2 separate regions of the Homo sapiens genome follow, and region 1 is linked to region 2. Evidence: chromatin loops called from intact Hi-C (ENCODE). Cell type or tissue: endothelial cell of umbilical vein. All regions are shown on one strand. Links, peaks and the distances in the headings refer to the core of each region. The heading gives the core; the rest is flanking DNA.

What was found. A loop is a pair of places that touch in the nucleus more often than their neighbours do. Peaks named below come from ENCODE experiments on the same cell type or tissue, not always from the same donor. Only the 100,000 strongest peaks of a DNase experiment are listed, where the experiment ranks them.
Region 1: a loop joins it to region 2, with 4 times the contacts of the local background. A loop is called at or near these places in 2 of 110 quality-filtered maps.

What each region holds. Positions count from the first base shown.
Region 1 is chr6:36,241,140-36,251,993 of GRCh38, reverse strand. It overlaps LOC105375036 (a long non-coding RNA gene), which reads left to right and starts at 3,985. Exons shown (of 5, transcript XR_007059564.1): 1 at 3,985-4,061; 2 at 5,164-5,300; 3 at 6,698-6,868; 4 at 8,206-8,266; 5 at 9,923-10,042. It also overlaps a transcript of PNPLA1 not described here. RefSeq lists a silencer at 6,165-6,214. In endothelial cell of umbilical vein, for the core only: no CTCF peak of the experiment used is centred there; DNase peaks (open chromatin) are centred at 2,793, 3,573 and 4,093; H3K27ac peaks cover 2,855 bases.
Region 2 is chr6:36,344,851-36,360,229 of GRCh38, reverse strand. It overlaps a transcript of ETV7 not described here. Among named protein-coding and RNA genes, the nearest start is that of BNIP5, 16 kb to the right of the region's middle. In endothelial cell of umbilical vein, for the core only: no CTCF peak of the experiment used is centred there; DNase peaks (open chromatin) are centred at 9,209 and 9,979; H3K27ac peaks cover 2,732 bases.

The sequences.
Region 1 (10,854 bases), core at 91-5,090, 100 kb after region 2:
GTTCATTCATTGCATTAGTCAGTTTTGGCTAGGTCTTTTTGTTTTTTTGGAGACAGGGTCTTGCTCTGTCATCCAGGCTGAAGTACAGTGGTGCCATCATAGCTCACTGTAACCTAGAATTCCTGGGCCCAAGCAATCCTCCTGTCTCAGCCTCCCATGTAGCTAGGACTACAGACTTGCACCACCTCACCTGGCTAATTAAAAAAAAATTTTTTTTTGTAGAGACGGGTCTCTCACTATGTTGCCCAGGTTGGTTTCGAACTCCTGGCCTCAAGCAGTCCTCCCACCTCTGCCTCCCAAGATGCTGGGATTTACAGGTGTGAGCCACTCCCTGGTTATGTTGTGGTAACAAACAATCTTGAACTACCAGTAGCTTGGAATAACAAGTTTACATATTTGGCCATGGTATCAACTGAACCTTCACTGGCAGCAGGGGGAAGAGAAAAAGAGATCTGTGCCAGCTCTGAAATGCTTCCACCTGAACTTGACATGCATCATTCCTGCTCACATCTTACTGGTTAAAGCAAGTCACATAGCTACACCTAACTTCAGAAGGGCATAGAAGAGCAATCATCCTTTGTGCAGGATGAACAGAAGTAACAGTTACCACACTCAACACATATTTATTAAGCATCTATTATGACATTGCTAAGCAGAGAAACCAAACCCAGCAGCCCAGGAGTTCTAGGTTGCAGTGAGCTATGATGGCATCACTGTACTCCAGCCTGGATGACAGAGAAAGAGCCTGTCTCCAAAAACACAAAAAGATCTAGCCAAAGCTGACTAATGCAATGAATGAATAGTTAGTTAAATGAGTGAATGAATAGTGGCAGTATCAGGAATGAAGTGAGGGGGTGGGGAGACCCAAGATGAGGAAATTTGAGGCAGAACTGTTGGTTCCCTACCTTACTAGAAACGGCCCCTTTGCCTTCTCTCCTTGCTGGAGATGCATTGGTGAGCAAAACGAAGTATGTGTTCTGAAAGCCTTTACAGGCCGGGCGCTGTGGCTCACACCTGTAATCCCAGCACTTTGGGAGGCCGAGGCAGGTGGATCACGAGGTCAGGAGATCGAGACCATCCTGGCCAACATGGTGAAACCCCGGCTCTACTAAAAATACAAAAATTAGCTGGACGTGGTGGCGTATGCCTGTAATCCTAGCTACTTGGGAGGCTGAGGCAGGAGAATCACTTGAACCGGGGAGTCAGAGGTTGCAGTGAGCCAGGATCACGCCACTGCACTCTAGCCTGGCAACAGAGTGTGAGCCACCACACCCAGCCTACCTCTTACATTTCTATTGCATTAAAACACCAACTTGCCTGTCTCCCTGAGTAGACTATAAAACCTTAAAGACGGTTATCTCTTCTTATGACCCTAATACCTAGAATGGTGCCTAGCACTAGTAGACACTCAATAAATATTTGTTGAATGATGTATGAGACAGGATGAACTCAGCTACAAGGAATAAGATGCCCAACTATCATTGGCTTAAACAAGCATGGGTGGTGGTGGTATTTTCACAGAGCAAAAAATCTAACACCCAATAACTGCTGGGGTTGGTTTCTCTGCTCAGCAATGTCACCCAGCACCTAGGCTCTTTCCAGCCTTACACCATGATATTCTCAGCTTTTGGGCTTTCCTTCCTGTGACTGTGCCTCATGATCACAGGACTGCTGCCACATCTCCAAATAACATACAGTATTCATATTTAAGGTGAGAGAAGCAGAAGGGACCACAGGGGGCTCTTCTCTTGGGACTGTTGCTTTAGCCGGGAACAAAAGGCCTCCCAGAAGCCACCCAGTAGCTCGCATCTCACAGCCAAAGCATGATCACATGGCAGAACAAGGCCAGGAAAGAGAATATCTGGATTTCCGATCTCTGTGGTTGGAGATGACAAGGAAGGGGCTGGGAATGGTTTGGGTAGCCAACCGAAAGCGTTCACTGCAAATGAGGAGTATGTGCTTAATAAATATTTATTAGTGGAGGCTCAGATTTTTATGGTCTGGTTCTTCCTTTATTTGTAGTAGCATATAAAGAACCCTCATCATTGCAATAACTAACCACTATTGACCACGTTTTCTGTTCATCCGGAACTCTGTGCTAAGCAAGTTATATGAATTTTCTTCTTCTATCTTTGCAACCTTAGGACAGAGGTAATATCAATCTCTGTTTTACATATGAAGAAATTGGATCTCAGAGTAGTTAAGCAACTTGTCCAACTTGTTCACTTACCAGCTAGTAAGTGATGAAACAGGGATGTAAACTCTCATGGTCTGAGTCCAGAGCCCATGTCCCTATCCTAGAACGTTAGTTAGATCTCAGGGGAGCCTAGAGCTCATCATACACAAATCCTTCACTTACGTGGTGCTGAAGCTGAGGTCCAGAGATGGCTGGTGACCTGCTCCAAGTCACACCACAACCCTAAGTCAGAGCCAGGCCCAAAACCTACGAGTCCCAACACCCAGGCCATTGTTTTATTTTCTGCCACACTGGGCATCCTCTGTTTAGAAACTCCACATCAGTTCACTCATCTTTAAAAAGACAAAATGTCAAATTTGGAATCCTGTGGACAATTCGGTCAAAAATAGAACTGTATTTGACTTAAGGTTTGGCAAATTAGAACAAGCTGTTTCCTTTTTTGGAGTCAAAACCTGATGATAAGCTGGTTCCAACTCTTTTATTCATCTCAATGGAAACTCCAGTGTGTATAATATTTTTTAGTTCTCAGGAAATAAAAGGAAGAATGTAAGGTCAGAGCCTCAGCTGGGATGTACCGAGATGACTTCCAACCCCAAGCTCATGACCCAGAAATGCCTTACTAGTAATGTTTACTCATGTCCTGTGTAACACAAGCCTTGGGAAGTCTCTAGGAGGAGAAAGTATGCAGGTTATACCACCTCCTAGCTGTGGGATCCCATGACTAGGCCCCTAGCAAAAACTAAGCAGCACTAATGGACAGAAACACCTGGCATGAAGTGGGACTCTGTAAGAGCAAGTTACCTCTCCCCTGGCCTCTGCACCTTCCCCATTGGGCCTCTCTAGGGCAGATATGCAGCCAGCATCCAGTGCAACAAGCAGTGCCGACCTTGCCCACACCCCCCCTTTTTCAGAAGATGAAGTTCTTCTCAATAGGACTCAATCTTTTGGTGGGGGGACGTTTGCTTAAATTGAAAAGTTGGCCAGGTTCAGTGGCTCACACCTGTAATCTCAGCACTTTGGGAGGCTGACGTGGGCGGATCACCTGAGATCAAGAGTTCAAGACCAGCCTGGCCAACATGGTGAAACCTTGTCTCTGCTAAAAGTACAAAAATTAGCTGGGCATGGTGGCATGTGCCTGTAATCCCAGCTACTCAGGAGGCTGAGATAGGAGAATTGCTTGAATCCAGGAGGCACTTGCAGTGAGCCGAGATCGTGCCACTGCACTCCAGCCTGGGCGACAGAGCAAGACTCCGTCTCAAAAAAAAAAAAAAATGAGAAGTTATTTTGGTGTGGCATTTAAGACACCTAGGTAAGGTTATAAGCACGAGCCCGAGTGAAGCAGTGTTTGAATTTAGGCTGTGTCACTTCCTAATAATGTGTGTGGTTACGCAATTTCCTTGTGTCTCAATAAAATAGAAGTAATAATAACAGAGCCTCCCTCAGAGGGCTGTTGGAGGAGTAGATGAGGTGCTACATGCAGGGCCCTGAGAACTGTCCTGTCGCTCAGGAAGCAAGTTTTGCAGGTTCACCAGAGCCTTGTCGAATCCTTATATCTGTTCTCCACTGCATTTTTCTTTTATTTTATTATTATTTTTTTAAATCACCTCCCTTCCTCCCACAGCATTGTTCATCTGAGTGTTCGGTGTGGATTACACCAAACATTTTCTCTGCTTCTTTTAAGGGTGTGGACAATCGGGCAAGTGACTGCATGTGACAACAGAGAGAGGGCATGGTACACGGTGGCAGATGAGCCCGGGACTGGAGGCAGATCTGGGTTCCAGTTCGGGCTCTACCAGCAGCACCCATGTGTCCTTCTGTTCTCTGGGCCTCAATTTCCTGTTGTAAAATTCAGAACTTGGAAGAGGTAAGTGGTTAGGTCATTCCTGAGACATCCCAGATAATCACAGCCATCCAAACGTTGGCTCGGGAGCCCTGAGTAACCAAGACTGCAGGAAGCAACAGTTTAGTAAGGGTTCAGAATCCTGTGATTAGGGCTCGAGAATGAAATACTCTTCTAAGAGCTTCTCCCAGACCAAAAGGAGCTAATTAGGAAAGAATGGTGGCATTCTCTGGGCAAACTGGAGGAGCCCCTGGGCTTGGCCTCCTTATGCCTTCCTCCTTGACCCTCCTCTAGCCCCCTTGGACACAACACAACGTCCCCCCTCTGCTTTTTCCCCAGATACTATGGTAAACCTGCTCTCAGATCTTTCTCCACACCTAGAAAAATTCATTCATCGACTATACACTTTAATGAATATGCACTTACTATGTACCAGATATTCTTTGGCTGCTAGGGCAGAGCAGCAGGGACATAGCCCCTGTCCCCGTGGGGTCAACATGCTGGTGGAGGGAGTCAGAGGTAATAAAATAAGCAAGTAAGACACACAGTAGAGCAGGCAGAGTTGGCGGAGAACTGGATCTAACTGGGTTGGGGTTTTGCCAAGCAAGTACAGTCCAACTTGGAGTGTGGAGGGAAGGGTATAGAAAAGGTAGGGACTAGAATAACTAACCCTGGAATTTAGGCTGGGAAAGGAGGGAGTAGGGATTTGAAAGCGGGTGAGGTCAGTAGTCTGTGGGGCCCTGAGGGGCGATGGCTCCAAGGCACGAGCCGGAAAGAGGTTTGACAGTGGCTTCTCTGGAGGGCTCAAGCTTGACCAGGAAACTGAGTGCCGAGCCCTGGAAGATCACTGGGGAGAGGAGGTCAAAGAACTGGGAGGCCAGGGCACCATCGGCGGGCTGGTAAGTGGATGGTGAAACCACCAGGCAGGGGGCAGGAGGAGCTGGAGAGAGGACGCGAGATGGGAGCTAAAATCCTAAAATCCGCAGGGAGTGCGGAAAGCAGTGACAGCAGTGAGCGCGGGGAGGCTGGTCCTGAGTCTGGGATGGGGCGATGGCGTTCAAGAAGACATATTTAAGAGTACTATGTAATTTTACGTGTGGGAAGAACCTTTTGTTTTTGTAATTAGAACTACAGAAAGGGACAGAGCTGTTTATGTCATGAAAAGCAGGCCTGAGCATTAGAAGACTGAGAAACACCTGGGAGGATCTTGTTTCAACAGAGCTCAAAGCCGTGGCAAAAGGACGGAGCTCGAATTGTGCAATTGTGAGTGACTCGAAGCTGGGTGGGAAAGCGTCTAGTTTCTTATGCATAAAGGACCTTCCTGTTGTCTCTGAAATCATACCAAGTAGATGCCACCATTTCAGCAGAGGCTTGAATTATACTGATAATGACAAGTTATCAGTATCATATAACTAATGTAATTGATTGATAGGAGGAGTTAAGGACACGGGATCTGGCCGGGCACCATGGCTCACACCTGTAATTCCAGCACTTTGGGAGGCCAAGGTGGGCGGATCACTTGAGTTCAAGAGTTCAAGATCGGCCTGGGCAACATGGCCAGGCAACATGTAAAAATACAAAATTTAGCTGGGTGTGGTGGTGGGCGCACCTGTAATCCCAACTACTTGGGAGGCTGAGATGGGAGAATCATTTGAACCTGGGAGGTGGAGGGTGCAGTGAACTGTGATTGTACCACTGCACTCCAGCCTGGGTGACAGAGTAAGACCTCGTCAAAAAAAAAAATCCAAAAATGTGGGATCTGTTTAAACCCTGGCTCTGCTCCCTGCTACTCATTACCCTCATCTGTGCAGCAGGGGTGATACCAGCCCTCACCCCTCTGTTTCTGAGAAGTAGATGAGCGTGTATGTGCACAGAGACCTGCCTGCAGTGTTGTGAGGACTCACAAAATGTTGGCTAGATATCCTAATCTTTCTCATGTTTGTTGGCAAACAAAAACAGGCTGAGATGGCCCTGTGCCATTCGTATATCTGTGTGTGGAATAACAGACAGTATAAAGCTGAAAAGCAGGTCCCTCCCTGGCTAATTGCATTTCAGCAGCCGCTGGGAGGCAGTGTGGCGGGGGGCGGGGAGTGAAACTGTGCGGGGAGTCAGGGAGCCTGGGTTTCCTCCTCAGCCAATGAGGCCAAGGCCAAATCAGGATGTCCCTGAGCCCCTGTTTGCCTACCTGTAACGTGGGGATGACGGTTCCTGCCAGGTACCCACAAGGCTGTTGTGAGGACTGAATGAGGAAATGCTCCTTGAAGATAAATGACAATGCCACAGAAGAGCGGATGCAGCTCCCCTGTGCTGAGTACTCACCTACTGTGTGCTGGGCACAGGGGCAGAGCCACCCACCCCTCCCTGCAGCAGTGCCTGGAAGGCAGGACCAGCATCCTGATAGCCAGAGTTGAGACAGAGTTTAAGGGCCTGCCAGGCATAACTCCCTCGCCAGGCATAGAAATAAAGGAACATCTTGAGTTCTTTCAAGGGAAGTTCCAGGCACCTAGCTAGCCCTGAGAGTAAATGAACAACATGATAAGCAAGAAGGAAATAATAGCTTTTCAAAAAAAATAGCCAAGGAAGTTAGAGTCACAAAATACTTGGTTCCCTATTGAAACTTAAGATAACATCTTAATATATGTTCCTGAGTTGTTTTTCAGAAACCCAGGCCCCCAGCAAATGGAAAATGCCATCCACTGGCACAGAGACTTCAGTTGGGAGCCGAGGACTGAACTCAGACCACCATTCTTTGTTCAACATTTCTTCCTGAGGGGCCTGGAGGAAGTCACACCCACAGGCCAGAGCTCAACATTCCTTTCTGCTGACCCCAGGTTTTTAGACAAAGCTTTGCCTCCTTAACCAATCACAAATCAGAGGATCTTTGAATCCACCTATGACCTGCGGGCCCCGCTTCGAGATGTCCCACCCTTTTAGGTCAAACCAATGCACAGTTTCCATGTATTGATTTATGACTTTGCCTGTAACCTCTGCCTCCCTGCCTTTAAAAACCCTTACCTGTGAGCCACCCTGGAGTTCGGGGCTTAAGCATGAGCTGCCCGATTCTCCTTGCTTGGCACCCTGCAGTAAATGCCTCACTTTCTCTTGCTGCAAATCCCAATGTCAGTGCTTGGCTTTGCTGCACCTGGTGGGCAGACCCAAGTTTGGCAACAGAGTCTGTGGGAGAAAGTGCTGTCAGAGGAACATGCTGGAGCAGCCAGATTATAGAAGAAAGAAGTATCGTTATGGTTAAGTCTGTGAGCAGATTTGAGGAGAAGCTAACGAATGGCACCAAGTGTGTTCAGCATCTCCCCTTCTAGGGTGTCATCTGACAGATGTGTTATCTGACAGATGTGCTGCTCATGCCTTCTGCACCTGAGGTCAGGGATGCTCACACAGAATGGGTTGTAACTGCATAAGGTCGGGAGCCCCCTCTACATCCACCAAATAGAGGATGAGTTGAGTATGCAGATAATAAAGCAGAATAAGGAAAGGCTTTTTATGAACTGACAGGGAAAGACTATCAAGAAATACTAAGTTAAAAAAAAAAACAAAACCCTCAGTGCCAAACAGTACATATAGGATGCCACCATTTTTTTTGTCTAAAAAATGGGGAAGAATATCTATGGAATATACTCATTTATATATGAATTGAATATTCTAAAGCTAGTTGCAAGAAACTAGTACCCTTACTTTTCTCTAGGAAGGAAAACTGGGAAATAGTAGGAAGAGGATTATCACTGTATATCCTTTTGTACCCTTTGATTTTGAGACCATGTAAATGCAATTATCTAAGAGAGAGAGAGAGGAAGGAGGAGGAGGAGAAAAAGGAGGTGGAAGAGGAAGGGAGAGAAAGAAACGCTGTGCATGGGCTCTAGAATCAGACGGACTTGTGAATTCCAGCTCCACTGCTTCCCAGCTGTGTGACCTTGCCCAAGCTACTCAACCTCTCTGGGGCTCAATCTGTGCAGGAAAGGGGCATGACAATTACATAATGCCTCCAACCCACCTGGACTGTTGGGAGATTGAGACTAATGAGTTTAAAGCTCTTAGCTAGAAATGGTTGCTGTAGATGTTTAGCCAGCCCTGGCTTCACACTCTCCAGACCAGCTTCCAAACTTCCTGGAGGGCACATGCAATTCATCTTTTCCTTTCCCATGCAATTCCCCAGGCACCAGTCCATGGCACTCCCTATGCCTGCAGGATACCACATCAAAGCAGAGTTGGGGGAGGTGAGTGTCTTGAGTCAAATGCGATACCAGCCCCCATGCTTCCTCCCAGAGCAAAGCCCCCTGCAGACTAACTGCTGGGCTCTCTGGTAGTAGGGTCCTGCTCTACTGAACCCCACATCCCTTTATCCCAGGCTGCACCTCCTTCCTCAGATGAAAATAGCAATTCTCAAACACAAGTGCGCATCTGAATTTCTGGTGCAGGGCCAATTCCTGGGCCCACCCCAGGACTTTGTTTTGCCCACTGAGTTGTCAAAGATGGAGCTCTTGCCACCTCTCAGGCAGTAGGTCCCTCACCCTTTACAATCCACATCTCTCCCCAGTTACACACTGGTTCCCAAACATGTCCAAATCTTTCCTCCCTCACTCTCCATGCTTCTGATTTTGTAGATCTCTCCTTCAAGAATCTTCGCACCACCCCCCACCATGCATTCATGAACATTTTCCCACTTGCCTAAACGATGCCTACCTTAGTAGAAGCAGCTCAATCATCTCCTCCTCCAAGAAGCCTTCCATTGTGGACTGCCCTCCAATGTGGGCTCCCCCTGGCTGATTTTGTGTCTGTCATGCCATCTTCATAGCTTACTTGAATTAGAATTATCCTTGATAACAATGAAAGCTTTGATTAGTGAGTGCATGAATGTGAGTGGTTTATTAACATTGGCCCTCATCTGCCCCACACCCACAAGAGGTAAGTGTTATTGTCCCTTTTCATAGAGGAAGAAGCTGAGTCTGAAGGATGTCAGAGGGTTTGCCCAGGGCACAGCACATAGGGGATGGGTTGGAATTTGTCTGCCTTTACCTGTTTTTTTTTTGGTTGGTTGGTTGTGTGTGTGTGTGTGTGTGTGTGTGTGTGTTACTGCGCCGACTTTTGAGACTAAACAGTCTCTAGAGTGGTGGTCAGTTTGTTTTTCTCTCTTTCAGGGCAAGGCAAAGTCTAATCCCTCAGTTAATACTAACTTGGATTCTCGAGATGGGGATGTCAATAAGAAAGATGTCTGGCAGTGACTTGGGAAGCTGAGGGGGGAGGATTTCTTGAGCCTAGGAGTTTGAGACCAGCCAAGGCAACATAGCGAGACCCTGTCTCTACAAAAAATATAGCTGGGTATGGCGGCGAGCAGCTGCAGTCCTAGCTATTTGGCAGGCTGAGGCAAGAGGATCGCTTGAGTCCAGGAGTTTGAGGCTACAGTGAGCCATGATCGCACCACTGCCCTCCAGCCTGGGTGACAGAGCAAGAACCCTGATCAAAAAAAAAAAAAAAAAAGGAAAGAAAGAAAGAAGGAAAGAAAAGGAAGGGAGGAAGGGAGGGGGAGAGAGAGAGAGAAACAGAAAGAAAGGGAAGGAAGGAAGGGAAGGAAATGAAGGAAGGAAGGAAAGGAAGGAAGGAAGAAAGAGAAAGAGAGAAAGGAAGAAAAAAGAAAGAAAAAGTGAGAGATGCCGGGTAGAGACAATTCCTGAGGAGTCTATGAGGTGGGGGTGGCTCGAAGGGAAGCGGGTGGGAGATGAACATCATCATCTGAGAGAAGAGATGGTACGGTGCAAACAGGACAGGGTGGATACCATTCTGACCCTGGGGCACTCATGGAATTAAGGGAATTTGTTGAAAATAGGGAGGCACAGGGCCGGGGGAGCAAACACTATCTTTCCTTTTCTTCTAAGCATTTCAGGAGGTTCCTGTGAAAAACCTACATGCACACACCCCCACGTGCAGCTGCAGACTGCTATCTATACACGAAGTTATGCATCGCAGAGTCGACTGCAAAAGGCTGGAGCCCACACAGCGTCTATCAATAGGGAACGGGTTAAATCGACCACAAGATTTCCATATGACGATGGAACACTTTCCAGCCAAGAAAGGAGGAGGAAGTCCTCACTGCTCTGATACGGAACAGTCACCAAGACATATTTTAAGTAAAAAAAAGGCAGCATGCATAACCAGGGAAATGAAAACTAAAACCACAGTGAGTTACAATTTCACACAGATCCATCTACAAAAAAAAAAAAGCTGATAATTGCAGGTGTTGGTGAAGAAGTGGAGTGAGGGGAATGCTCAAACTACTAGTGGGTGTGCGAATGGTTATAACCACTTTTTAAAATTTTGGCATTATCTACTGAAGTTGACAATGTACTTTCCCAATGGCCTTGCAAATGCCCTGGAGAAGTTCTTACCCAACCCCCGCCATTCCCCCCAACACACACCAAAAGAAACAATTAAGAACATTTGCACCAGCTCTGTTCCTAGAACCCCAAAACTGAGGCCAGCACTGAGGCCAAGCACAGTGGCTCATGCCTGTAATCCCAGCAGGCATGAGCCACCCTTTGGGAGCCTGAGGCCGGAGGATTATTGAGGTTGAGAGTTCAAGACCAGCCTGGGCAACATAGTGAGACCTTGTCTCTATAAAAGAAGTTTTAAAAATTAGCCAGGTGTGATGGCTCATGCTTGTAGTCCCAGCTAATTGGGAGGCTGAGGTAGGAGGATCGTTTCTTGAGCCCTGGAGGTTGAGGCTGCAGTGAGCCATGATTGCACCACTGCACTCCAGCCTGGGCAACAGAATGAGACCCTGTCTCAAAAAATAAAATTAAATTAGAAA
Region 2 (15,379 bases), core at 6,323-11,322:
ACCCTACCCATGTAGACCTGATTAGGAATCAAAAAGACTGGCCGGGTGCAGTGGCTCATGCCTGTAATCCCAGCACTTTGGGAGGCCGAGGCGGGCGGATTACGAGGTCAAGAAATCGAGACCATCCTGGCCAACATGGTGAAACTCCGTCTCTACTAAAAATAAAAAAATTAGCTGGGCATGGTGGCACATGCCTGTAGTCCCAGCTACTTGGGAGGCTGAGGCAGGAGAATCACTTGAACCCGGGAGGTGGAGGCAGTGAGCCGAGATCGCGCCACTCACTCCAGCCTGGCATCAGAGTGAGACTCGGTCTCAAAAGAAAAAAAAAAAGGACTGAGGCTTCCTTAGTTTTCTACTGGCTTTAGTTACACCACCCTTCTAGGACTCACTTTCTACTTTTGTAAAATGAAAGACAACATCCTTTGCCCTGCTTAGCACATGGAGTTGAGAAATTTCAAATGAAATAATGCATTCATTTATTTAACATTCATTGAGCACCTACTGTAGGTTAAGCACTGTCTAGAAACAGGAATATTGTGGTGACCAGAACAGATAAATAAACAAATCAATACAGAATAAAATGGCAGGTGGTGATATGTACTATGAAGGAAAATAAAATAGAATCAAGTGAGAGGGGCCAAATTTAAATTGAGCTGTCAGAGATGTAAAAAACATGTGTAAGCAGGAACAAATCATCTTTACCTATGTCACTTTCTCTCCTGTAGTAGACTGTCCCCTTTCTTTCTTTTTTCTTTTTTTCTTTTTTCTTTTTTTTTTTGAGACTGAGTTTCGCTCTTGTTACCCAGGCTGGAGAGCAATGGTGCAATCTTGGCTCACCGCAACCTCCGCCTCCTAGGTTCAAGTGGTCCTCCTGCCTCAGCCTCCTGAGTAGCTGGGATCACAGGCGTGCACCACCACACCTGGCTAATTTTTGTATTTTTAGTAGAGACAGGGTTTCTCCATGTTGGTCAGGCTGGTCTTGAACTCTCGACCTCAGGTGATTTGCCCACCTTGGCCTCCCAAAGTGCTGGGATTATAGGTGTGAGCCACTTCGCCCAGCCTGTCCATCCCCTTTCTGTTTAATCTGCAGGTCACACCATGAAAGATGGACACTGTTGTTAGTTTGTTATGTGCAACCCAATGCAATCTTAATGGATATGAATAATGTAGACAGGCTGGGTGGAGAAGACCATCTTGGCCTAGAGCTGCCCCTCTCCCATCCTCTTCCTTTGGGGGAGCCATCAGCTAAGACCGAGATCACAAAGTCTCCTGAATAGACCTCAGTTCTCTAGATCTGGCCCATCTAAACATCCTAACTCAAGGAAGCACGGTGTATTGTTGAAAGTGCTCTGGCTGGAAAGCCCCAGAGTTCTAAATATGGCTCTTAAAATTCCAGCAATTCTGAGCAGGAAGAGCTTTCCCCTCAGTCACATGATCATATGCTCCAGCCAGTGACAAGCTCAGGTTCTCGACCTGTGGTGTGGGGTGGGGAGTACATATCAGATTCTCAGGGGACAGCTGATTGTGGGTGGCTGAACGTGGCGTGCAAATCTCTAGAGAGCTTCTAAAGCACCAACAAAGGCACTTTCTTCTCCACCACCCCCACAAGGGTCAGTGAGCTGACCCAGTGTTAGGGTTTGGGGGATGGGGAAACTGAACATCAGGGGGACCTTGAGATTCTGGGATTCTGGGCTTTCAGCCAGGGACCCTTCCAACCTTAGGAACAGAATATGCCAACTCTAGCCCTCTGCAAACTCTAAAGTGATTTGCAATAAGAACATTATTTTTTCCTGACTGACCAGTGAGTAATTTACCAAGCTGGGTCTTGATTGGCCACCAAAAGAAAAAAGGGCCTTTGACAAAGCAGGAGACCTGAACTAGAGCCAGCAGCAGAAGGCCCCCAGTGAAATGACAGAAACAAAAGCTTGGCAGCTCAACCACATCTTTATTTTGAGCAAGATGAAGTGCCTTTCTGACAATGCAAATTAATTCACCCAGCTTTTAAGTGAGGAAGACATGTCCAGATCAAAGTCCAGCTTCCCTTCTAAGGAGGCCAGCCCTACGTCATCTGCAGCTACTGTATCAGTTAGAGTCATGCTGGCCATAGCATCTCAACTGAAATCTCAGTGGCTTGATGTGATAGACATTCATTTTCTTGGCCACATAAAGCTTGGTTCATGGGTGGGGAGGGATCTTCCCCATGAAGTCATCTGGGGACCCAGGCTGATGGAGGTTGTACTGTCTCCTTCATGTGGTTTCTGTATGGGGGATTGACACCCAGCCCGCAGGTAGGGAGGAGAAAGCGTGAAGGATTGGGGAGGTGTTTTTTTGTTTGTTTTTGTTTTTGTTTTTGAGACAGAATCTCACTCTGTCACCTGGGCTGGAGTGCAGTGGTACAATTTTGGCTCACTGCAACCTCCACCTACCAGGTTCAAGTGATTCTCATGCCTCAGCCTCCCGAGTAGCTGGGATTACAGGTGTGTGCCACCAAACTTGGCTAATTTTTTATATTTTTAGTAGAGATAGGGTTTTTCCATGTTGGCCAGGCTGGTCTCGAACTTCTGACCTCAGGTGATCTGCCTGCCTTGACCTCCCAAAGTGCTGGGATTACAGGCATGAGCCAGCGCACGTGGCCGGGGAGGTGTTCTTATGGGAGGCGCCCATCATTTCTGCCCATATTTGTTGTCAGAACTCAGGCTTGTGATATTCCACCTATATTCCTTGCTCCTTTTGAGTGACTTTTCCTCTTATTTACACCATTCTCCACCCCTCTTCATCCTGCTCTGTGGCCAGGAGACTGTCCTGTATGGATTGCCCCAGTGGGCTTCCTGTCCTCTGGCTCCTGGTTGGTTTTAGTCAAGAAACTCTCTGGTCGGAGATTGCCAAGGTATTTTATTTCTCTAGTCCCTCCCTGCTGGCTCCCACAGGTTGGCTGTGTTCTCCTACTTAAGGCTGCAGCTTCTGTGCGCTGCCCTCTCTGTGCAGCCATATCCTTTCCAAGCTGTGTCACTGCTCCTTCCCCTGGACCTTTTAGGCTTTCAGTTGAAATCTGTTCAACTGACATTCAGCAGCCCTCTCAGTGGCAAATGGTATCTTGATTTTCCTGAGATACCTGGCTCCCTACATGTAGATTAAAACATAGGTTTCTCCTTGTGGATCCAAAAAAAAGAGATAATTTGTAATGCACTGTCTGCCATATATCTTCTCCCAACTTCCCATCAAAACTCCATGCTGGCTTCCAATCCTTTACAGCTGCTTCTTTGCGTTATGGCATAGAACTTTGATGAATTAACCTGTGATGATGTTTTCACGGGTGGTGATGGGGTCCCGCAAATTTCCCTCCATAGTGTATCTCCACTTGATACACACATCTTCACAGGACAATGCCTTAATCCTTAGGAGAGACTGGCTGTGAAGTAATGCAGGTGTCAGCCCAGCATTCCATCTACCATCCTCCTGGTAATAACTTTGTCTCTGGGAGTAACTCTTTTCCTACTCCATCACAGTGTCCTGCCCCCAGCAGTTGGGGAGGGCCCTGTAGCCCAGGCTGGGCCATTAAGAGAAGCCCATTTCCGTGGCCACAGCAACTGGTCCAGATGGTGCATGATCCAGGATAGGCCAATCAGGGTCCTTCCCTGGGATTTCTCTTTCTGTGTCTGGCTGGGAAGTTACCCCAAGCTAGTGGCAGCTGTGTCTTCTGCCATGAGGGGACACCAGAGGGGCAGAAAGGTGAGGTGAAGTCCCTGGAGGGTCTGGTCTCCACTTCTAATCTTGGGGCTCTCGGAGCTGTCATGATCCCTGCAGATCTTTCTTCAATTCTTTTTAAAAAATTGATATATAATAGTTGTATATATGTTTGGGATACGTGTGTTTGTTTGTGTTTTTTTTTGTTTTTTTTTTTTTTTTGAGACAGGGTCTCACTCTTTTACCCAGGCTGGAGTGCAATGGTGCCATCATTGCTCATCATTGTTTCACTGTGTTGCCTAGGCTGGTCTCAAAACTCCTGAGCTCAATGCAATCCACCTGCCTTGGCTTCCCAAAGAGAAGGGATTACAGGCGTGAGCCACTGTGCCCAGCCACATGTGAAATTTTGATAGCTGTAATTGCTTCAATTCTTTGACAATCCCAATAGCTTTCGAATACATCTCCTTTTCACTTATGTTGGTTTGAGTTGTGGTTTCTGTCTTGCACAATTATGAAAGGTCTATTTCTTAAGGAGGTACAATTTTTAGTCAAGGGATTGTTTGATACTCTTTAAGTTCACTGCCAGGCCTACCACTTATCTCTGTCGTAGGAGGAGAGTTCCTGTAATGAGAGGTTTTTAAGACGTCCTTTGTTCTGGGATGAATCAGAGGGAATGACTGCCTTGGAGCTCAGGATATTAAACTGAGTGGTGTCAAATATTCCCAGGATCAATCGACAATGCCATGTGTACCATCTCCTCCTACAGGGATTAAAGGCCTGATATTTAGATATGATTCTAGTTTTCTCTCAAATCCATACTTTAAGAGCTTATGGGCTGGGTGCGGTGGCTCACACCTGTAATCCCAGCACTTTGGGAAGCCAAGGTGGGCAGATAAGTTGAGGCCAGGAGTTCGAGACCAGCCTGGCCAACATGGTGAAACCCTGTCTCTACCAAAAAATACAAAAGTTAGCCAGGCGCAATGGCGCATGCCTGTAATCCCAGATACTTGGGAGGCTGAGGCAGGAGAATCACTTGAACCCGAGAGGCAGAGGTTGGAGTGAGGCGGAGAGTTGGAGGTTGGAGTAAGATCATGCCACTGCACTCCAGCCTGGATGACAGAGTGAGACTCTGTCTCAAAAAAAAAAAAAAGTCTATGAACATCAGTGTTATATACCACACTAATAAAATGAAAGACAAAACCCACATAATCATCTCAATAGATAGGGAAAAAGCATTTGACAAAATCCAAGTGTCTTATCATAAAAATATTCAACAAACCAAGACTAGAAGAGAACTTCCTCAAGCTGATCAAGACCATCTGTGAAAACCCCACAGCTACCATCCTACTTAATGGTGAACGACTAGATGCTTTTCTCCTAATATTGCAGGGTTCTAGTCAGAGCAGTGAGGCAAGAAAAAGAAATAAAAAGCATCTAGGTTGGAAAGGAAGAAGTAAAACTATCTCTGTTCATAGATAACATGATACTGTGTATAAAAATCCTAAGGAATAAAAAAACTATGAGAACTAATTAATGAGTTCAGTAAGTTTGCAGAATACAAGACTAACCTACAAAAGTCAATTGTATTTCTATCTATGACAATGAACAACCTGAAAATGAAATTCAAAATAATTCTATTTCCAATACCATCAAAAGAATAAAACACAAATAAACTTAAAGCACAAGACATATACTCTGAAAACTACAAAGCATTGTTGAAAGAAATTAAAGCAAATCTAAATAAATGGACAGATATAACATGTTCCTGGATTGTTAAGATGGCAATACTCCCTAAATTGGTCTACATATTCAATGCAATCCCTATCAAAATTCCAACTGCTTTTTTTTTTTATTGCAGAAATGGACTTCAGCTGATCTTCATATTCATATGGAGTTTCCAGTGACCCCAAATAGCCAAAACAGTCTTGGAAAGAAAAACAAAGTTGGAGGACCCACACTTCCTGATTTTGAAACTTGCTACAAAGCTATAGTACTCAACAAAGATTGGTAATGGCATAAGGATATAGATTAAGAACAGTTTTTTCAACAAATAGTGTTGGGACAATGGGTGTCCACATGCAAAAGAATAAAGTTGTCCCCTTACCTTACACCATCTCCAAAAATTAACTCAAAATATGTCAAAGACATAAACGTAAGAGCTAAAACTGTAAAACTCCTAGAATAAAACATAGGAGTAAATCTTCATGACCTTGGATTAGGCCATTGTGTCTTAAATATAACACCAAAAGAATAAGTAATAAAAAAATAGATAAATTGAACTCCATCAAAATTAAAAGCCTTTGTGCTTCATAGGACACCATCAAGAAAGTAAAAAAAAAAAAAAAAACCCATAGGATGGGAGAAAATATCTCCAAATCATATATCTGATAAAAGAATTGTATCCAGGATTGATAAAGAATTCCTACAACTCAATAATAAAAAGACAAAAAACCCCAAATTGGGCAAAGGACATGAATAGAGATTTTTCCTAAGAAGATACACAAATAACAAATAAGCACATGAAGAAATGCTAACATCATTGTATTAGTCCGTTTTCACACTGCTGATGAAGACATACCCGAGACTGGTAATTTATAAAGAAAAGAGGTTTAATTGACTCACAGTTCCACATGGCTGGGGAGGCCTCACAATCATGGCAGAAGACAAGGAGGAGCAAGTCACATCCTACATCGTGGCAGGGGGGAGAGAGCTTGTGCAGGGAAACTCCTCTTTATAAAATTTTATGGGGTCTCATGAGACTTATTCACAATCATGAGAACAGCACGGGAGAGACTGATTCAATTACCATGATTCAATTACCTCCCACTGGGTCCCTCCCACAACATGTGGGAATTGTGGGAGCTACAATTCAAGATGAGAATTGGTGGGGGTTGGGGGTGACACAGCCAAACCACAACAATCATTAATCATTAGGGAAATGAAGAACAAACTACCATGAGATACTACTTCTCGCTCACTAGGATTGTTAGGGAAACAGAAGCATAGGAGAGCCATGGTGACATCATTTTAAAATCAACTCCATCTTAAAACTATCAAGGCACGTTCCTTGCCAGTCATGACTCATGGTCCTAAGATGTTTACAGTTGAGGAAACACCTTAAAAATACCTGCAAGAACACACTCCTACAATAACAAAAAGTCCAGATGTCCCACTATCCTTAACAAGATATGCTTTTAAGATGACTATAGTCATGCTTTGATGTACTTATGTACTAAAATGCCAAAGATACTTTCTTTAAATCAACAGAATACTAAATTTTATGCTGTCAGCCCACCCACGCAGACATAATTTATCTTAGCTTTTACATAGATGAGACTCCTATATGAGAAAAGTTTAAGACAGAGATGGCGTGTTCCTCCTCTTGCTTTCTGAGGATGCCCTATTCTGTGACTGAGTAGCTTTCAATAAACTATCCTCTCTCTGCACTTTGTAACTTACCTTGAATCCCTTCCTGTGCGAGATCCAACAATCCTCTCTTGGAGTCTGGATTGGGACTCTTTTTCTGGCAACAGCAGAGCTATAATTAAAAAAAAGATGGACATTAACAAGTGTCGGAGAGGATGTGGAGAAGTTAGAACCCTCATACGTTACTGGTGAGAACATAAAATGATGCAGCTGCTGTGGAAAACAGCTTAACAATTTCTCAAAAAGCTAAAATAGAGTTACCGTATGACCCAGCAATCCTGCTTCTAAGTATATACCCGAGAGAATTAAAAACATATGTCCACACAAAAACTTGTACACAAATGTTCACGGTAGCATTATTTGTAGTTGCCAAAACGAAAAACAACCCAAATGTCCATTAACTGCTGAATGGATAAACAAAATGTGATCTATCCACACAATGGAACATTATGCAGTCATGAAAAAGGAATAAAGTTCTAATACATGCTGTAACACGGGTGAACCTTGAAGAAATAGTGTTGAATGTAAGGAGCAAGTCATAACATATGATTGTATGATTCCATTTATATGAAATGTCCAGAGAGGCAAATCCACCCAGCCAGGTGGGAGATTAATGGTTGACTGGGGTTGGGGGTGAGAGGGCCTGGGAAGGGACTGGTAATGGGTATGGGATTTCTTTCCAGGGGTATGAAAATGCTCCGGAAGTGGGCAGTCATGGTGATTAATGCACATCTCTGTGAATATACTAAACCCCACAGAACTGTACATTTTAAAGAGTGAATTTTAGCCAGGCCTGGTAGCTCATGCCTGTAATCCCAGCACTTTGGGAGGCCGAGGCAGGTGGATTGCTAGAGTCCAGGAGTTCGAGATCAGCCTGACCAACATGGCAAAACCCCGTCTCTCTTAAAATCACAAAAATTAGCTGGGTGTGGTGGCACGTGCCTGTAATGCCAGCTACATCAGGAGGCTGAGGCACAGAATTGCTTGAACACAGGAGGCGGAGGTTTCAGGGAGCCAAGATCGTGCCACTGCACTTCAGCCTGGGTGACAGAGTGAAAAAAAGAGAGTGAACTTTGTGGCATGTGAATGAGATCCCAGTAGTTATTATTAAAAAAAAAATTATGAGCAAACAGAGGCTCTGCATAGAGTAGCAGCTTCCCCAAAGAGGGCAGCAAATCAGGGGCACTTTCCTAGGCCTGGCAAAGTGGGATGTAGCATGAGGATTAAGAACCCAGGCTTTGAACCTGAAGGTTGTGGGTCTGAATCCTGCTTCCACGTCTCATGAGCTGTGGAATGTTGGAAAATGGACTCAATCTCTCTGAACCTCTCAATTGTAAAATGAGAATAACTCCTACTTTGTGAAGTTCTTATGAGGGTTAACTTCTCGGTAGCGTCTTGATAAATTATAGGTAGTTTTATCATTTTTTTCTCTGGAAAAAAGAAGGAAAGAAGTCTCTGGAAGACAACTTTGACCTTGGACTGAAGGTGGAAAGAATAGGCCCAGTTTAAATAAATACAAATAGATTTCAGGTTCTAGCTTGGGCTAGAGGGATATGGAAGACCCTCTCCAGGCATGGTGGGTGGTCAGCAGGAGTTCAGGGAGGGTGACTGGAGGCAGAAAAAGTACAGACACTCATTCTCCCACTAGGCTGCCAGGTCTGTGGGTTAGAACTGGATGCTCTGGTATTCAAGTTTTCTGCCAGGAGAAAAATGAGATAAGTTATTACCATCACGTTTTGTTATCGCAACTTTTCCCCTCACTCTCAGAAAGGAGCTGGGAGCTCCTCTGCAGTCTCACATCAGATAGTAAGTGTGAGCCCAGATCAGCCCAGGCTGTCCTCGGCTGAGCTGGTGAATCTGCGTTCAAATGAACAACAGCAGCTGGCCTGCTAGGCCCGGCATCTCAGTGGGGCTGGCTGTTTTCTTCTCATCAATATTTGATTCTTGTGGAATAACAGATGATGTTTATTTCATTCTTTGTGCCTCTGCTTAGTTTTCACATTGTCTAAAGGGACGAGGTATCTAATTAAAGTGCTGTTAGGAAAACCGTAATAAGCGTGATTCATGCCTGTGTTGCCCTTTGTCTAGACTTTTCTTTCTCTTATCTTGCATGGCTGCCTTGGTCAAGATAAAGCATATTTGTGAGCTGTATCAGTCATGGTTCAGCTGGAGGAAACCACAGCAGCTAATTTTAGCGGGAAAGGCATCAGGGGTTTACAAAGTCATTGGAAGGGTGGAGGAGTGGGTTCCTGGTAGGGCTCCAGGGATGAGCCGGAATCTCAACACTGCAGCAGTGATGCAGAAGGCGGGAACCACGCTGCACATGGAGGAGTGTCAGCACGCGAGCCTTGCTGGAATGCGCAGCTTCTCCTTGACCTTGCTTGTTCAGCAGCATGGGATCCACAGGAAAATGCCCTCACTTCACTTCCTCCTCCCAACCTGGGCCAGGGCATTAAATTGTCAGATCCTAATTCACATCAGAAACTCCAGCTGCTAAGGGGCCAGGGGAGTTTACTTTTCAGCTTTCCCACCTCTGAGGGAGAAAAAGGGCCTTTGATGGTGTGGTCCAGGCCAACCCACCAGGACCTTACATCAAGATTTTAACATGTATTTTGGTTCAGTACTTACTTGAGATAACTGACAATCCTTTCATTTTTGTCTGTATAAAAACTGTATTTGTGGTGTGAAGTGGCTTCCTCCTGTCTGTGGCGTCTATAAGTTGACCTCTGAAGTCCTGTCTGTGAACACGGGTGCCCTCGAAAGATGGAGAAGTGGCTTCCTGTGGATCAGTCCTGGAATCGGCTCCTGGTGTGTGGCATTTGGTGGGTGCTGACATCAACAGTCTCCTTTTCCCTGTGAGGTGAGAAGGGTCTATGTGTCATAGGAAGACAGAGCTTCCATGTATTCTCTTGGTTATAATGAGCACTTCCAGGAGGAAACAATAGAACTTGTAAGTGGATTTTTTTTTTCCTAATAAAGAATCTGCTGCTTAGGAACAAACTCAGAGGCCAAGAAGCATTTAAGAAGATGTTTAACTTCACTGTGAAAGAAAGGCAAATTAGGTCCAGCACGGTGGCTCACGCCTGTAATCCCAGCACTTTGGGAGGCTGAGGCAGGAGGATTGCTTGAGCCCAGGGGTTGGAGACCAGCCTGGGTAACATAGCAAGACCCTGCCTCTACCAAAATAATAATAATAAGAATAAAGAAAGAAAGAAAGAGAGAGAGGGAGAGAGAGAGAGGGAGGGAGGGAGGCAAATTAAGACAAGAGTGGCTCATCTGATGGACAGCAATGAACAGGCTCCACAGTGTCCACAGTGAGCGTGAGGGTGAAGAAGCAGCCACACTCATTGACACAGCTGGTGGTGGAAAGAGGCACACACTTTTGGAAGGGAATTCGGCAGGGCCTACCCAGGTTGTAAGTATGTCTCCCTTGTGACCCAGACATTCTGTTTCTGAGAATACACCTTTCACAAAACTTCTCACATACGTGCAGACATATATTTTTAGAGATGTTCTCTGGAGCACTGGTTATTCTTACAAAACATGGGGAAAATCCAAAGGTCTAGCAATGGGGTTTGGGTAAGTAAATACAGTGGAACACCCTGTAGCTCACATAAAGAGAAGATCTGCAAGAACTGATGAGGAAGAACACGTGACGCCCCTGCAGGTGCAAGGCTGGGGCTCCTGGGCCATCTGCCAAGTGGTGATGCTAACCTGTCTGTGAACATGTGGAGCTGGTAAAATGAATGATGATTCAGGGAACATGGCACAGAAAGGCGTAGTTGCTTTTGTTATATAAGATAATTTCTATAAACTATTTCGAGGAATTAGACTAAAAGTATGGGATATTCTCTAGTCTGTATATCGTCCATATGTCATGAGAATTTTACTTACCTCTCAAGTGCCCCGAGTGAGAAAAAAAAAAATGGACTTGGATGTGTTGTCAACTGTCTTGGGATTACAAAAGAGAGGAGCATTGCCTTGGGGAGAGAGGCCATGAGTGACTTTGCTGGGGACAAGCTGACTTGGGTTCACCTCCTTGTCCCCTTACCCTATCCCTGTCTGCCTAACTTGGAGTGGGAGTAGGGGCTGCAAGTTCCACTCCAACTTTGCAAGGTTTCAAAGAGAAAAGTCATCAGCAGAAGGCTGAGAAGTTCATGTGGGTGAAATGCAATTATTCCTAATGTCCCCTTGTGTGGAAACCCCCCTTCCTGAGAAGTGATGGTCTCTTGGAGTTCTGAACGCTTTCCTTCACTAAGTTTTAAAAAAGAAATTATTTGGGGCTTGGAAGAGACAAGGGAGTCTTCCCTGCTCTGTGGCCAAAAGCTCCCTTAGGATAATGTTTTTGGGAACTGCCACCACTGGAACAAAATACAACACCACTAACAACAAAGAGGCCAGGCCAGTAGCTTGCACCTGTAATCCCAGCACTTTGGGAAGCTGAGGTGAGGCGAGTGGATCACTTGAGCTCAGGAGTTCAAAACCAGCCTGGGCAACATGGCAAAACCTATCTCTACCAAAAATTTTAAAAAATCAGTGGCCGGGCACAGTGGCTCACACCTGTAATCCCAGCACTTTGGGAGGCTGAGGCAGGTGGATCAGAAGGTCAGGAGACTGATACCATCATGGCCAACAGGGTGAAACCCTGTCTCTACTAAAATACAAAAAATTAGCTGGGCATGGTGGTGCGCGCCTGTAGTCCCAGCTACTCGGGAGGCTAAGGCAGGAGAATCGCTTGAACCTGGGAGGTGGAGGTTGCAGTGAGCCAAGATCGCACCACTGCACTCCAGCCTGGGCGACAGAGCAAGGCTCCATCTCAAAAAAAAAAAATAATTGTCTTGGTGTGGTCGTATGCCTGTAGTCCCAGCTACTTGAGAGGCTGAGGTGAGGGGAGGTTGAGGCTGCATGAGGTGTGATCATGCCACTGCACTCCAGCCTGGGCAACAGAGTGAGACCCTGTATCAAAAAAAAAAGAGGAATAGTAATAATATGATTCTATGCGAGTAGAAAAAATACCTTGGAAGAGCTTTTTCTAAACAGTGGCTATTCCTAGGCAGGAAAGTGGCAAACAACAACAACAGTAACAAAACCCTCAGTGGCCATCGCTAAAGTGTGGAGTCTCTGGTGTTGTAAATGAGACACAGGCATGTACTAATTGTTGCATTACAACAGTCTGGCTCCCAGCAAGCTGTTTCAACAGACTCTCTGCTCTTGTTTTGATAAGACCAAAGTCTGTCTTGGACAGCCCATTTTCTGGTTAATGGGGTGTTCTTATCAACTGAGAAGACAGTCACCTGCTAATGCAAGGGCCCGCCCCTTCCCTGAAATACGGCTCCTTCCCTGAAATACAGCCCCTTCCAGGTTGGGCCTAGTGCCTGAGATCCTGCCATCTGATCATATTTCCTGGGAATTGCAGTTTGTTGGGCTCAGAGGGCCTGGCCCTCAAGTTTCACCTTGTGGGCGACCTCTGTGAGTGGAAACCTGGTCTCACCCTGGACTTGAAAGTCAGAGCTAACTAAGAACAAAAGTCACCAAGGGCAGGAAAAAGGGCGAGGAGATGCTTTAGGCATCAGCCTCGGCACTGGTTTTACATTTTTTACTTCAAGATTAATTATTTTACATCATTTTATTTGCTTATTTTTTAGGGCCACAAAAGGAACATTTTGAGAGTAACAAGATGGAAGATCTTCAGGCGCTGCCACCTACCTGGCACCCACCCCTTCTGTGGGTCAGTCAGGATGATCAAAGCCAGTGCTCCTGAGGGCCCCTGCCCTCCAGCAGGAAGAGGGACACTCCCGGTTGACAGGCAGCTCAACCGCGAGCCTGAGTGAGCCAGGTGGGGGCTTCAGGACCTGGAGACCCAGTCAGCTGAGTGGCTGGGTGTGAGAGAGAATGTGTTATTTTCCTAGGGTGCTGTAACAAATTACCACAAACTTGGGGACTTAAAACAGTGGACATTAATCGTCTCACAGGAGGTCCACATTCAGGCAGAGATCGATTCCCTCTGGGCACTCTGAGGGGGAGTCCCTTCGCTGTGTCTCTCCCAGCTCCTAGCCTCTGGGGGTGGTGGGCAGACCTTGGCATGCCTTGGTTTGTGGCTGCATCACTCCCATCTCTGCCCCCATCTTCATGTGGCCATCTTCCCCCTGTGTGTCTCTGTGAATCTCAGGTCTCCTCCTGCTCCTTCAGGACCACTCTCACTGGATTTACGCCCCCTCCAAATCCCGGATGATCTCATCTTGAAATCCTTAATTATGTCTGTGAAGACCCTTTTTTTCCAATCGGGTCACATTCACAGGTTCTGAGCGTTAGGACTTGGACGTATCCTATTGGGGGCCGTTCTTCCGGCCATGACCGAGCGGGACCCACACAGCTGAGGCCATTTGCTGCTCTCCTTCCCTCGATCTACGGCGATTAATTAGTCATGGCTGTGGCGTGATGGCGGCAAACCTCTCCTTGCCTAACCATTCACATAACCTCGTATCTGTAAAAGAAGTCCCAGCTCCTGCGGCCTCAATTACATCCTTTTGATGCAGGGCAGGCGAGCCTAATATTGGGGCTTAGCCCAGGAAGTTTCTTGGCTCTGCCCCAAAAATAATCCAAGGTCAAGCTGGTGATGTTAAACCAGCAAATTTTATTGAAGCGACAGTGTACGGCAGCAGCAGAGGTCCTGCTCCCTGCAGAGCAGGGCTACCCCACAGGCAGTGTGCCCAGAGCAGCAGATCAGAGGCAGGGCTGCACTCATATTTATACCCGCTTGCATTATATGCAAATTAAGGGGCAGATTATGTAGAAATTTCTAGAAAAAGAGTGGTAACTTCCAGCTCAGGAGGTAGTTGTCATGGAAAGGGGCGGTAACTTCTGGGTGTTGCCATGGCAATGGTAAATTGACATGGCGCACTGATGGGCGTGTCTTAGCGTGTCTTATGGAAAGCTTGTTCGCCCTGTCCTGGTTTTACCTAGTCCTCAATTTGGCCTGGTGTCCAAGCCCCGCCTCGGCAGTTGAATCCTGACTCCTAGGACTCAACTTACTCTCAGCCAGTTCACGCCTGGCTGGAGGGTGGATATAATGGGGCCCATTTGCAGAAGAAACTGCAGTGCTCAATGGAAAGAGAAGTAGATGGGCATTTGGGGCAGATAGTTAGCTCCTTCTGGAATCCTCTCTCCTCCTCTCTGCTCATAGTCATTCCCAGGCCTGTGCTGGTGGGGAAATCCCTCCACATTCCCCAAACGTCAGGGCTTGAACTGGATTTGCTCAGTGTCCAGAGAGCTGGAGCCACAGCTTCACTGTGACAGAGGAGGCCTGGCCGTGCAGCTGGAGTTTCTCTGTGATACTGAGAGGGCCCAATGTGTGAAACCCAGCGTGGATGGGAAGGAATCTTTCCATGGGGAAGAGTGACCTGGAAACTGTCACTGTGGCAGGTACTCCTGGAATCAAACGCCCTTTGACAAAAAGGGCCTGTTTCTATAATTTACCTGGTGGGGAACCAAGCCAGAGAAACACTGGTAACTAATTTTCTTTTTTTTTTTTTTCAGACCGAATCTCGTTCTGTCACCCAGGCTGGAGTGCAGTGGCACCATCTCAGCTCACTGCAACCTCCACTTCCAGTGATTCTCCTGTTTCAGCCTCCCAGGTAGCTGGGATTACAGGCACCTGCCACCATGCCCAGCTAATTTTTTTTTTTTTTTTTTTTTTTGGTATTTTTAGTAGAGACAGGGTTTCACCATGTTGGCCAGGTTGGTCTCGAACTCCTGACCTCAGGTGATCTGCCCACCTCGACCTCCCAAAGTTCTGGGATTACAGGCGTGAGCCACCACACCTGGCCTGTGTAAGAATTTTTTTGGAATATACGTGTAGGAGTGGAATTGCTGGGTCCTGGGAATACATACACCAGTTTTAACTAACAGTGCCTGATTGCTTTCCAGAATGGCTGCACCAGTCCATATACTGTCCCGCTGTAGCAGTGCATGGAAGTTCCTATGCCCCTGTGAATGTTCTGGCCAACACAGGAAGTCTGGTTTAAAAACAACAACAGGGTGAGCACAGTGGCTCACACCTGTAATCCCAGCACTTTGTGAGGCCAAGGTGAGCGGATCACAAGGTCCAGAGTTTGAGACCAGCCTGACCAACATAGTGAAACCTTGTCTCTTCTAAAAATACAAAAAGTTAGCTGGGTGTGGTGGCGGGCGCCTGTAGTCTCAGCTACTCAGGAGGCTGAGGCAGCAGAATCGCTTAAAATCCCAGGAGGCGGAGGTTGCATTGAGCCAA